Linked DNA regions of Homo sapiens: all the other regions are linked to region 2. Evidence: read pairs that join two places in POLR2A ChIA-PET (ENCODE). Cell type or tissue: HepG2. All regions are shown on one strand.

Region 1 (4,000 bases), 220 kb before region 2:
AGTAGATGAAACAGTAAGTTAAAATATAGTCTGTGTTAAGAAGCTCGTTACCTATACAATGAACAAGATTTAAGAAAAGGTGACAGGAAAATTCCATAATCCTTATTTATTCTAGTGAAGAACAGCAATGTAAGAAGCATAATTTTTAAATTTCCAAAATAAATAATCTAAATATTATGAACAAAAACTAAAACCTCACTTGTTTACATATATAGTAAGATGAGAGGATAAACTGCATGAGTAAGCTTTTCAATGTGTTTATATAAACTTACAAGAGATCATTCTTTATCCTAATGCTGCCAAACATGTTACTTTTTCAAATTCAGAAAAAAAAAAAAAAAAACTCACATGTCATTCAGCATACGGAGAAGGAGAAGAAAGGTGCTATATGAACTCAGGGCAAAGTTACAGCTGAAAAAATATTATGTTTTCAGTAGGGCAAAGTAGACAGGTCATCTATGTGAAGTCTGCTTGTTATAAATGAACAATTTGTAGTAAGTTCAGTATTTTCATCCAAAGGGTGGTATTCCCATTAACCTCAAGTAAGAATAAGAACCAGGCTTAAGGTGATATTATGTTTTTCCTCCTGAGACATTAAAAAAATAAATAAATAAGAGCTTCTAGATTACTTTAGAAAGGTCACAGCAAGGCCACATAACAAACAGCACATACCAATATGGCAATTCAGATTTCTGTCATTTGACAAAAGCTAAGAAAGATCACTAGAATGAAGATTATTGTTCACTAAGGTGGCCAATAAGATAGCACTCACTCACTACTTCACTAAACTACAAGGTTTTGTGGACAAAAGGCCAACAGTGGCCCTCTAACTGAGTTCCACATTTTTTTAAGTGTATATTGATAGCCAGTTTAATCCCAATACATAATTCAAGAAAAAGCACCCATCAACAACAAGTAGGACATATAATCTCTTTACTTGTTTTAATTACAGCACATGAGTACGTTACTCACATATTAGTATAACAGAGTAACACTTAGTTCTCCCAAATAGTCTGCCCTGTTGCCCAACCTCAAGCCATCTACCAGTTCCCTGGGCATATGGTCATTCCAAAATTCATTTGAGAAAATCTTTCCTTAATTAGGCATGGTATTGCTCATATCTGGTTTGGTTTGGACCTATCCAGCTGCAAATTCCTCTTTTCATACTCAGTTCCCGTTATCATTTCTTCAGTCAGAAAAGGTCCTGAACTAATAATGTTTTGGGGGTTTTTTCTTTCTTTCTTTCTTTCTTTTTTAGACAGTCTTGCTCTCTTACCCAGGCTGGAGTGCAGTGGTGTGATCTCGGCTCACTGCAACCTCTGCCTCCCAAGTTCAAGCGATTCTCCTGCTTCAGCCTCCAGAGTGGCTGGAATCACAGGCATACACAACCACACCCAGCTAATTTTGTGTGTGTGTGTGTGTGTGTGTGTGTGTGCGTGCATGTGCGTATTTTTAGTAGAGACAGTGTTTCACCATGTTGGCGAGGCTGGTCTGGAACTCCTGACCTCAGGTGATCCCCCCATGCCCAGACTTTTTGGGGTTTTTTTTCTAATGCAGTTAAATGAAGACTTAAAGCGCAATGAGTGTATGCACTTAAATTCTGAATCAGATGAACTGTAGAAGTGCTTTTCAGGCCGGGCCACGGTGGCTCACGCGTGTAATCCCAACACTTTGGGAGACCAAGGCAGGCAGATCACAAGGTCAGGAGATGGAGACCATCCTGGCTAACACGGTGAAACCCCGGCTCTATTAAAAATACAAAAAAAAAAAATTAGCTGGGCATGGTGGCTGGCGCCTGTAGTCACAGCTACTCGGGAGGCTGAGGCAGGAGAATAGCATGAACCCGGGAGGCAGAGCTTGCAGTGAGCCGAGATCGCGCCACTGCGCTCCAGCCTGGGCGAAAGTGCGAGACTCCATCTCAGAAAAAAAAAAAAAAAAAAAGTGCTTTTCAACTCCATTTACTGCAGAATATAGACTTCTCGATTATGTCTTTCCAAATTAATCTACACACAAGATTTTTTCCTTTCAAGCTTCCTATGCTTATTATAGCAAGGAAACAACTGACCATAACCTATCAATTGTGTTGTGTAACCTTAAGAAACTTCATTTTCTGTGCTTTTGTCCCCCTCTCCAATTAGCATGACAAACTCAGCAATCCAGTCTATCACTACAAGATGTAACGATGTTGAATAGAGTTTTGCAAAATACTTACAAAAGTATTTTAACAGTTTATAGATTAGAGAGTGATATAACAATAATCAACAGTGATTTTTTTTTCTTTCTTTCTTTCTTTTTTTTTGAGACAGTTTCGCTCTTATTGCCCAGGCTGGAGTGCAATGGCATGATCTCAGCTCACTGCAACCTTCCACCTCCTGGGTTCACGCCATTCTCCTGCCTCAGCCTCCCGAGTAGCTGGGACTAGAGGTGCCCGCCACCACACCCAGCTATTTTTTGTATTTTTAATAGAGACGGGGTTTCACTATGTTAGTCAGGCTGGTCTCGAACTCCTGACCTCAGGTGATCCGCCCGCCTCAGCCTCCCAAAGTGCTGGGATAAGAGGCGTGGGCCACCACGCTCGGCCCAGTAATTATTTTTTTTTTTTTGGAGACGGAGTCTTGCTCTGTCACACAGGCTGGAGTGCAGTGGTGCGATCTCGGCTCACTGCAAGCTCAGCCCCCCAGGGTTCACGCCATTCTCCTGCCTCAGCCTCCCGAGTAGCTGGGACTACAGGCGCCCGCCACCACGCCCAGCGAATTTTTTTTGCATTTTTAGTAGAGACGGGGTTTCACCGTGTTAGCCAGGATGGTCTCGATCTCCTGACCTCGTGATCTGCCTGCCTCAGCCACCCAAAGTGCTGGGATTACAGGCGTGAGCCACCATGCCCGGACCAGCAATAATTTTTTTTTTTTTTTTTTTTTTTTGAGACAGAGTCTCGCTCTTTCGCCCAGGCCGGACTGCAGTGGCGCTATCTCGGCTCACTGCAAGCTCCGCCCCCCGGGTTCACGCCATTCTCCTGCCTCAGCCTCCTGAGTAGCTGGGATTACAGGCGCCCACCACCGCCTGGCTAATTTTTTTGTATTTTTAGTAGAGACGGGGTTTCGATGGTCTCGATCTCCTGACCTCACAATCCGCCCACCTCGGCCTCCCAAAGTTCTGGGATTACAGGTGTGTACCACGGTGCCGGGCCCCAGCCCAATTTTAATATTGGCTGAAATTTTAATATTTTTAAAAATTCAGCCAACTTTGTTCAATATCCAGTGAGTCTAGAGCAATTAGTAAAAACTTAAATGCTGAGCTAGCTTTGTTTCAACAGTAAAAATGATTTTGATAATAAACATAGGGATGAAAATCTAGTGAAACTGTAAAATCACATTTATCCAGGATCAGCTCTTAGTTATGAATTCCAAAGTGATAGAAGAAAGAAATTTATAGACCAGACGTTACCTCTATCATGGAAATCTCTCTTTTATTTTGTATTCTAGTTGCATGTGGTTAAGATCTTACACAAAATTTGTGTACAGAGAGCATCAAGAATGAATCTAGTCCATATAACCTAAAACACAACAGGCAATCAGTGTCTGTCTACAGGCAAAACCATAATTTTAGGAATTAAAATCTGGAAATGTTTATACAAACTTTAACCCCTAAAATAACATTACTCTAACAACGATGGTGTCAATATTTAGCATGTATGTATAAATAAATAGGTTTACGTGCACAATTCCCCTTTGGAATCCTCTTACCAAAGGAAGTATTCACTGAACTTTCTAAATAAACCCAAAATAATATACTATAAAAATCTGAGTCTAGTCTCCACTTTAGCTGGTTTTTTCATAATGCCTGCATCTAAGAAGACTAACAGGTTTCAGAATGAAGAATGCAATCCTCATATGGTATTTTAGCCCCTCAATTATGTTCACAACCTGATAATCATCAATTCCAGTAGAAATTGTCACAAAAAGAAAAACTAGTTTTGGTTTTTCTTCTCAATCTTTTTTCT
Region 2 (4,000 bases):
ATTTCACCTTAATTTCACCTGTGAGTTCCAGACTTAGTCATCTCCTAAAATGATTTGTAATCTTTTTCCCCCTACTAATGGTTCATATGTTAAAAAATAAGCAAAATCCAAGAAAAAGTTTTCTCACAAAATAACCTTTTAATCAAATTAATGTTTAACATTTGTTCTTGCTATTGTCTAGCTTTTCTTAAATGCACACTCAATTACTACATATTTGCAATAACACTGTAGAATTTTATATTTGACATTTTCATTTGACATTATTCCATGTCTATTGTTCTGTGTTGTTTTAGTCTTTCTTACCTTTTTTGTGCCCACTTCTTTCCCCTAACCACCTCCAAATACTCTCTGCCCAATGTATCCTAATTCCACTCAATTCTCATGAAACCACATACAAATGTATATATGTATAATTTGTTTATTGTTTGATAAAAGTGAATCACATTCCATAAACTTCCTATTTACTTTCCTCATTTGATGGTACACCATGGATATATTTCCAGGTCAATAGATCTAGATCCAATTCACTGAAAATAAACCTGCCAAATATAATTGTTTTGCTGCTAATTCAACCTTTATTGATGGACATCAGGATTTTCCAGTTACCATCAACAATATCACAATAAACATTCTTGTATGTACATCCTTTATAGAAGTATGTATCTATTACTTCTGTAGAATATGTTCTTGGTTTGTTGGGTTAAAGGTAAGTGTAGCCGAGCATGGTGGCTTACGCCTGTAATCCCAGCACTTTGGGAGGCCAAGGTGAGTGAATCACCTGAGGTCAGGAGTTTGAGACCAGCATAGCTAACATGGTGAAACCCCGTCTCTACTAAAAATACAAAGATTAATCCGCCGGGCACGGTGGCTCACACCTGTAATCCCAACACTTTGGGAGGCTGAGGTGGGCAGATCATGAGGTCAAGAGATCGAGACCATCCTGGCCAACCAACATGCTGAAACCCCGTCTCTACTAAAAATACAAAAATTAGCCAGGCGTGGTGGCACACACCTGTGTTCCAGTTACTCAGGAGGGTGAGGCAGGAGAATTGCTTGAACCCGGGAGGCAGAGGGTGCAGTGAGCCAAGGTCGTGTCACTGCACTCCAGCCTGGGTGACAGAGCGAGACTCCATGTCAAAAAAAAAAAAAAAAATTAGCCAGGCCTGGTGGTGCACGCCTGTAATCCCAGCTTCTCGGGAAGCTGAGGGAGGAGAATTGCTTGAACCCGGGAGGCGGAGGTTGCAGTGAGCCAAGATCACACCACTGCACTCCACCCTCGGTGAGAGTGAGACTGTCTCAAAATAAACAAATAAATACATAAAAATAAAGGTACGTGTAATTTAAATTTTAACAGGTGTTGCAAGATGACTTTCCCAAAGGTTGTATTCCTACATTCCTACAAGCTTATTAAGTTATCTGTGCAAATACTGTGAGAAGCAGTAAAGCACCATGGTTAAGAACAGAAGCTTTAGATCAAGACTATCTGGTATAAATCCTCGCTCTTCCATTACAACCTGTGTGACCTCAAGCAAGTTAAGTAATTACGTCATACCTCAGTTTCATATCTGTAAAATGGGGATAATAACAGTCGCTACTCATTATTGATATGTGTAAAATGATTGGAACAGTGCCTGAGTGTACTGAGTATATAATAAGTACTCAGTAAGGGTCAGCTGTCATTATAGTTATGATGAAGTGAAATATTAATATAATCGACTCACTGCATTTCCTCCACTGTTTTTTTGTCATCAAGATATGGTAGAAGATTCTCCTTGCCTATTTCAATGTGACACAGCCATCTCAGCAGTTGTTTTTTGTTTCCTTATTTCTTTTTGTTTTCAGCAGTTATTAATGCTAGCAAATCAGGATTTTTCCAGCCATTCACAGCTATGACACATCATTTCACACTGTTCTTCAGTGTGTTCTAAAAGTATTTCTGTCTGTCTGAGTCTTTCAGGTTTAATGAGCTCAGCCCAAAGAGCAGTGTTCCTAAACGGGGCATGGCAGCAAGAGCTCATGGCCATTCTGGTACAGAATTGAGGCCACGTTTTCACAGTAATAAACAGAAAAATGTCGTATTTCTCTACCCCTTTTTAATTTGAGAGGATGTCAGTAGCTTTGTGTGAAAGGAATCATGCTCCAGAGAAAAAAAACAGGTTTTTTTTTCAAAGGGCAGAAAGTAAACATTTCATTTGATTGAGCCACTGATAGAGCAATCCACTCTGCATCTTCCAATCTGTTTTGTTGGAGCACGTAGTGAGTATTCCAAGTACATATTTACACTAAGTTCCGTTCAATGCGGATTCAAACAAACAGAAAGATCAAATATTTGGAAGTTCTTCTACAGATTACTTTTGTGATTAAGAGACAAAAGCAGCAGTCAGAAAACTTACAGACAGAAGGCTTTTTTTTTTTTTTTTAGACGGAGTCTCGCACTCTCAACCAGGCTGGAGTGCAGTGGTGCTATCTCGGCTCACTGCAAGCTCCGCCTCCCAGGTTCACGCCATTCTCTTGCCTCAGACTCCGGAGTAGCTGGGACTACAGGCGCCTGCCACCATGCCCAGCTAATTTTTTTGTATTTTTAGTAGAGGCGGGGTTTCACCGTGTTAGCTAGGATGGTCTCGATCTCCTGACCTTGTGATCCACCTGCCTCGGCCTCCCGAAGTGCTGGGATTACAGGCGTGAGCCACCGCGCCCGGCCAACAGAAGGCTTTTCTAAAGCAACTTTTAGGGAATGTTGCAGAATCAACCCACATTCAATCTATTAACTCCATCAGACATTTACTGAGCACATGTTATGTACAAGACACCATCCTAGGCATTGATGAGAATAGAGCATAAAGAGAAATATGGCAGGATTGGAGTTAAGATTCGTCTGGGGGAGAAAACACCATGTAGGTAGTAATAAGCCGTGCATTAAGTCTTTCTTGGTATGAAGTGAGAGAAAACTCCATTCAAACTGACTTAAACAAACAAAAAAATTATTCATGGCTGGGCATGGTGACTTATACCTGTAATCCTAGCACGTTGGGAGGCTGAGGCAGGAGGACTACTTGAGGCCAGGAGTTTGAGACCAGCCTGGGAAACATAATGAGACCCTACCTCTACCAAAAAAAAAAAAAAAAAAAAAATCTGGGCATGGTGCCATGTGCCTGTAGTTCTAGCTACCTGGGAGGCTGATGTGGAAGGATTGCTTGAGGCCAGGAAGTTGAGGCAGCAGTGAGCCATGATCGTACCACTGCACTCCAGCCTGGGCAACAAAGCAAGAACCTGCCTTTAAAAAAAAATTATTCACTTATATTATGAAAAGTCTGGCTTCGGCCAGGTGCTGTGACTCACACCTGTAATCCCAGCACTTTGGCAGGCCAAGGCAGGCGGATCATCTGAGGTCGGGAGTTTGAGACCAGCCTGACCAACATAGAGAAATCCTGTCTCTACTAAAAATATAAAAAAATTAGCTGGACGTGGTGGCGCATGCCTGTAATACCAGCTACTCGGGAGACTGAGGGAGGAGAATCTCTTGAACCCGGAAGGCAGAGGTTGCGGTGAGCTGAGATTGCACCATTGCGCGCCAGCCTGGACAACAAGAACAAAATTCCGTCTCAAAAAAAGAAAGAAAGAAAGAAAAAGAAAGAAAGAGGAAGGAAGGAAGGAAGGAAGGGAGGGAGGGAGAGAGGGAGGGAGGGAGGAAGGGAGGAAGAGAGAAGTCTGGCTTCAAATGGGGGTTGATCAAAAGGCTCAAGTAATGTCATTGGGACCCCAAATCTCTTCACCTTCTGCATCTGCTCTCCAAAGTGTAGCCCTCACTCTATGTGGTGGTTCCTACAGCTCTAGCTCTATGTATTCCCTGATTTAATTATGACAGAAAATAGAACTTCTCTTCCCCAATAGTATGATGTAAGTCTTGGATAGGACTTACAGTGGCCTGAATTTGATTGATACACTGAACTTATCACAGTGGCCAAAGGAATGTCATGTTCTAACTGGACAAGTCTGAGTG
Region 3 (4,000 bases), 500 kb after region 2:
AAAAGACCAGTGTGGCTGAAGAGTGTGGAGTGAGAAGAGGAGTGGAACAAGATGAAGTAAGGAAGTTGGCAAGACCCAGACAAGATTCTGTAGGCGTGTTGAGGACTTTGGTCTTTATTCTATTTTTAGCACAAGAAGTAAAACAATGAGTCATTGATTTCAAGAACATCACTCTCACTAGCATATAGAAAATAGGAGAGAGGCAAGAGTGGATGTTACAAGATTATTGCAGCACTTCAGGCAACAGATATTGGAAGCGTGGATAAAGGAGGTAGTGTTACTGATGAAAGAAGTGTTTGAACCAGGAGTTATTTAGAAAGTACAAATGAAGAACTTGGCAACGGGTTGTATAAAAGAAGGGAGGAGACCATCAAGGATGATTTCAAGGGGTTGGAATTGTTAAATTAGTTATGTCGGGGAAATATTCACTGAGAAAGGGAGTAGGAAAGAGAATCAGTTTTGTCTTGAGTCTTTGTTTTTTCTTGTCTTTGAGTCATAATGGTGGAAGATTAGATGATAAATTTGGTTTGGTACATGCTAAGTTTGAAGTACCTTTGAGGTATGCACAGGGAAATATCAGGTAGGCAGTTAAATAAAAGGTCTAGTGCAGTGGCTCTAAAATCAGGGATAATTTTTTTCCTCCAGGGGACATTTGCCAACGTCTGGAGATATTCTTGGTTGTCACAATGTAGTGAGAGGTGCTATTGGTATCTGGAAAGTAGAGGCCAAGGATGTTGCCAAACATGCTACAATGTGCAGGACAACCACACCCCTCACAGCAAAGAATTATCCAACCCAAAATGTCAATAGTGCCAAAGGTGAGAAACGCTGGTCTATAGATATTTGAGAGTCATTGGCCAAAAGCCTTGGGTATTTATAAGATCACAAATAGAAAGAATAAGAGTAAGAAAAAAAGTGGCATAGTACAGATTTTTGAGGAACTTTAATGCATAATGGCGGGATGACTTACCCAACATAAGAGACTGAGAAGGAGCCACAGAGAAGTAGGAGGAAAACTCAAAGAAAATGGAGTCACAAAAGCCAAATTTTGGGTAGGGGAGTGATGAAAAGTGTCAGATGCTACCAAGAAGACAAAGGAAATGGGGACTGATGAGTGTTCATTGCACTTAGGAATGTGAAGGTCATTGGTAGCCTTTGCAAGAGCAGTTTTGGTAGGACGATGTTGAGACAAGACATACTGCAGTGGGTTGAGAAATGAATGGAAGATGAACAAATGGAAGCAGTTAGTGTAGGCAATGCTTTTAGGAAGTTTGGCAATGGAAGGGAGGAGAGTGAAAGAACAGTCCTGGCAAGAAATGTGGAGGTCAAGAACAGTTTGGGGTTCAGTGATTTTTTTGGTGTTTTATTTTGTTTTAATTTTTTTATTATGGAAAATTTCTTACATATATAAAGTAAGCAGAATATTACAATGGACTTCAATGTACCCTAGATTCTATGGACTCTGGATTCTCTTTTATTTCTCAGATGAGTAATGTTTGTTCTAGGAGGGAGTTGATTTGGCTGGACTCAAATTCTCAACTCTGTCTCTCCTAATCAGCAACAACTTAAATCTCTGCTTGGTTCTTTCAGATTCCAGCTGTACTTTTTTTTTTTTTTTTTTTGCCAATCCCCCTGTGTGTGCATAGTTTAGTGGTCAGCCAATAATTTGGGTAGATTGGGGAGTTTATCCTTTCCGCGGCTTATTCCCTTCCAGAACCCACCCCCTCTTCATTTCCTGGCTTCTCTTCTAGCCCCAACTCTATTATCTGATACCTCAAGCTATTAAGACTTTGGCCTCCTGTTGCCCCAAGTTGCCTGCAGATTGGACTGCCTTCAGGCAAAAAGCTGCAAACTTGCAAATCCCAAAAGGTATAATTCCTGCTTTCAAAGCTTGATTCCCCTCCAATATCTGTCTGCTCTTGACCAAACCCCATTGCCTTCGCACATGCGTGTGTGTGTGTGTGTGTGTGTGTGTGTGTGATGATGGAGTAGCTCAAGACTGTCACTAACCTCTCTTCCCATCCCCAGCTCCATCCCCCACTGCAAGAACCTCATGCACATGTGTCTGAACATCCCAACCCCCATGTCCAAGTTTCAGTCACGGACTCAGGCCTAGGGATCCAGCTACTGCAGTGTGGTCTGTACTTGGGAGGAGGGACCTGGAAAAGAGGCCCAAACAGTCCCTGGAATCAGCCTTGGGGTCATTTGGTCAGGGAATTCTGGCATCTTGGGTACTGGTCTAGAGGAAGGAAAAAAGGGCACAGACTCTGGGGAGCACAGGCTCCATGTGGGCACACCCCATGGCCCCATGGACTCCTTGCCCTGTGGAGAGAAGCAATTGGAAGAAAGCCAGAGGATGACCCTCTAAACTGCTGGGGCCTCGGGCAGGAATCTTTCTTGCCCAGGTCTATGGGCAAATTTAATTAATGCAATACCTAGTACTATGGACTTTGCTCAGTTCCTAATCTGACTGCCTGGTTTCTCTGTGTGTACGTGTTTTATTTCTTTTAGTGGACTGTTCATCACCATTCATGACAAAGGTCATCTTGCAACAATGCTGAATTCTTGGCCAGAAGACAATATTAAGGTATGATCCCGTTTTCATTGCTATTTAATCATTGTTGGGTGAATCATTTCAGCCTAAACCAGAGTCATTTCCATCTATAAAATGAGCCATTATGACACTGAAGGCAGCATACTACCTCCCATTCCTAAGCCACAGACCTGTTATAGCCAAGTACAAATACACCACAGAGCAGAGGTTTGCATTAACCAGGCATCCATGTGACATTGCCCTTCATTATTGTGATTATTAGTCTGAAGATATGTTCAGCATGTGTTGAGTCCTTGCTAAATATATGGTGCCAGTTTCCATGGTAGACGCAGAGAGAAATCAGGCATAGACCCTCTTCTCGAGTAGCTGACATGTTATATGGAAAATAAGCCAAAGGCACAAAAGACTAACAAGGTGGAACTTGTCCAGAGATAAATAAAGTACACGAAAAGAACTGAGGGTGTTCTTCTAGAGGCAATGACGATTTTTAGCCTGAGGAGATTCAGGGATGACTTCCTGGGGGAAGTGACAGTGGAGCTGGGCCTTGAATTTAGGGGTAGGCTGTGGACAGTTAGGTAGTGGAGAGACTAGGCTGTGGAGTGAGGACATTCTGTACCAAGAGTAAAAGCCTATGATGGACAATATCTTCACACTTGGGTATGTGTACCCTGGGAGTACACAGCAGTGTGGGGGTGGGGATGAGGGGCATAAATGTAGAATGACAAAATAAACCTGCCACTTCTTCCAGGAGCATCCATTTTACTCAAAAATTTAAGAAGAAAACATTTCTGTATACCAAACAATATACGTTATAGAATGCAAAAGTTGCCATATTTTTTTTTTTTTTTGAGACAGAGTCTCACTCTGTCGTCCAGGTTGGAGTGCAGTCACAGATTATTGCAACCTCAATCTCCTGGGCTCAGGTGATCCTCCCACCTCAGCCTCCCCCGTAGCTGGGACGACAGGCATGGGCCACTATGCCTGGGTAATTTTTTGTATTTTTTTGCAGAGATAGGGTTTTGCCATGTTGCCCTGACTGGTCCTGAATTTCTGGGCCCAAGTGATCTGTCCATCGACGCCTCCCAAAATTCTGGGATTACAGGCGTGAGCCACCGTGCCTAGTGATGTTAATTTTTATACATAAAACATGCAACTTTGTAGAAATGTATTAGCCTCTGGCTAAATCCCCAGATCTCCTCCTGCTATAGAGATGTCTATGGAGGAGTTTGAGGGGTTCTGGTATCTAAGATCATTGTTACTTCTGGAAACAAAATGGGTGTGGCAAAAATGCAGAACATCCACTGGCTGGGTGGTAAGGGCATTTTTGGCACCTGAGCTGGGGAGGGGTTGGTGCTGACCAAGCATAGTACAAGGAACTTCCAAGGCCAATGCTCACATCACCCTGCCTTGCCTGGGAGGCCATGGTACTCCAACACATCTACTCTG

The links. Peaks named below come from ENCODE experiments on the same cell type or tissue, not always from the same donor. Only the 100,000 strongest peaks of a DNase experiment are listed, where the experiment ranks them.
Region 1: POLR2A ChIA-PET joins it to region 2 with 7 read pairs; 4 of 35 experiments call an interaction of 5 or more read pairs at or near these places.
Region 3: POLR2A ChIA-PET joins it to region 2 with 5 read pairs; 1 of 35 experiments calls an interaction of 5 or more read pairs at or near these places.

The regions. Positions count from the first base shown.
Region 1 is chr11:87,221,103-87,225,102 of GRCh38, reverse strand. All of the region lies in intron 5 of TMEM135 (transmembrane protein 135), which reads right to left. Among named protein-coding and RNA genes, the nearest start is that of TMEM135, 190 kb to the right of the region's middle. In HepG2, no CTCF peak of the experiment used is centred here; no DNase peak of the experiment used is centred here.
Region 2 is chr11:87,003,714-87,007,713 of GRCh38, reverse strand. No RefSeq gene overlaps it. Among named protein-coding and RNA genes, the nearest start is that of TMEM135, 32 kb to the left of the region's middle. In HepG2, no CTCF peak of the experiment used is centred here; a DNase peak (open chromatin) is centred at 2,293; H3K4me3 peaks cover 453 bases.
Region 3 is chr11:86,507,379-86,511,378 of GRCh38, reverse strand. ME3 (malic enzyme 3) reads left to right here. Exons shown (of 15, transcript NM_001161586.3): 5 at 2,512-2,587. Among named protein-coding and RNA genes, the nearest start is that of CCDC81, 130 kb to the right of the region's middle. In HepG2, no CTCF peak of the experiment used is centred here; DNase peaks (open chromatin) are centred at 1,538 and 2,488.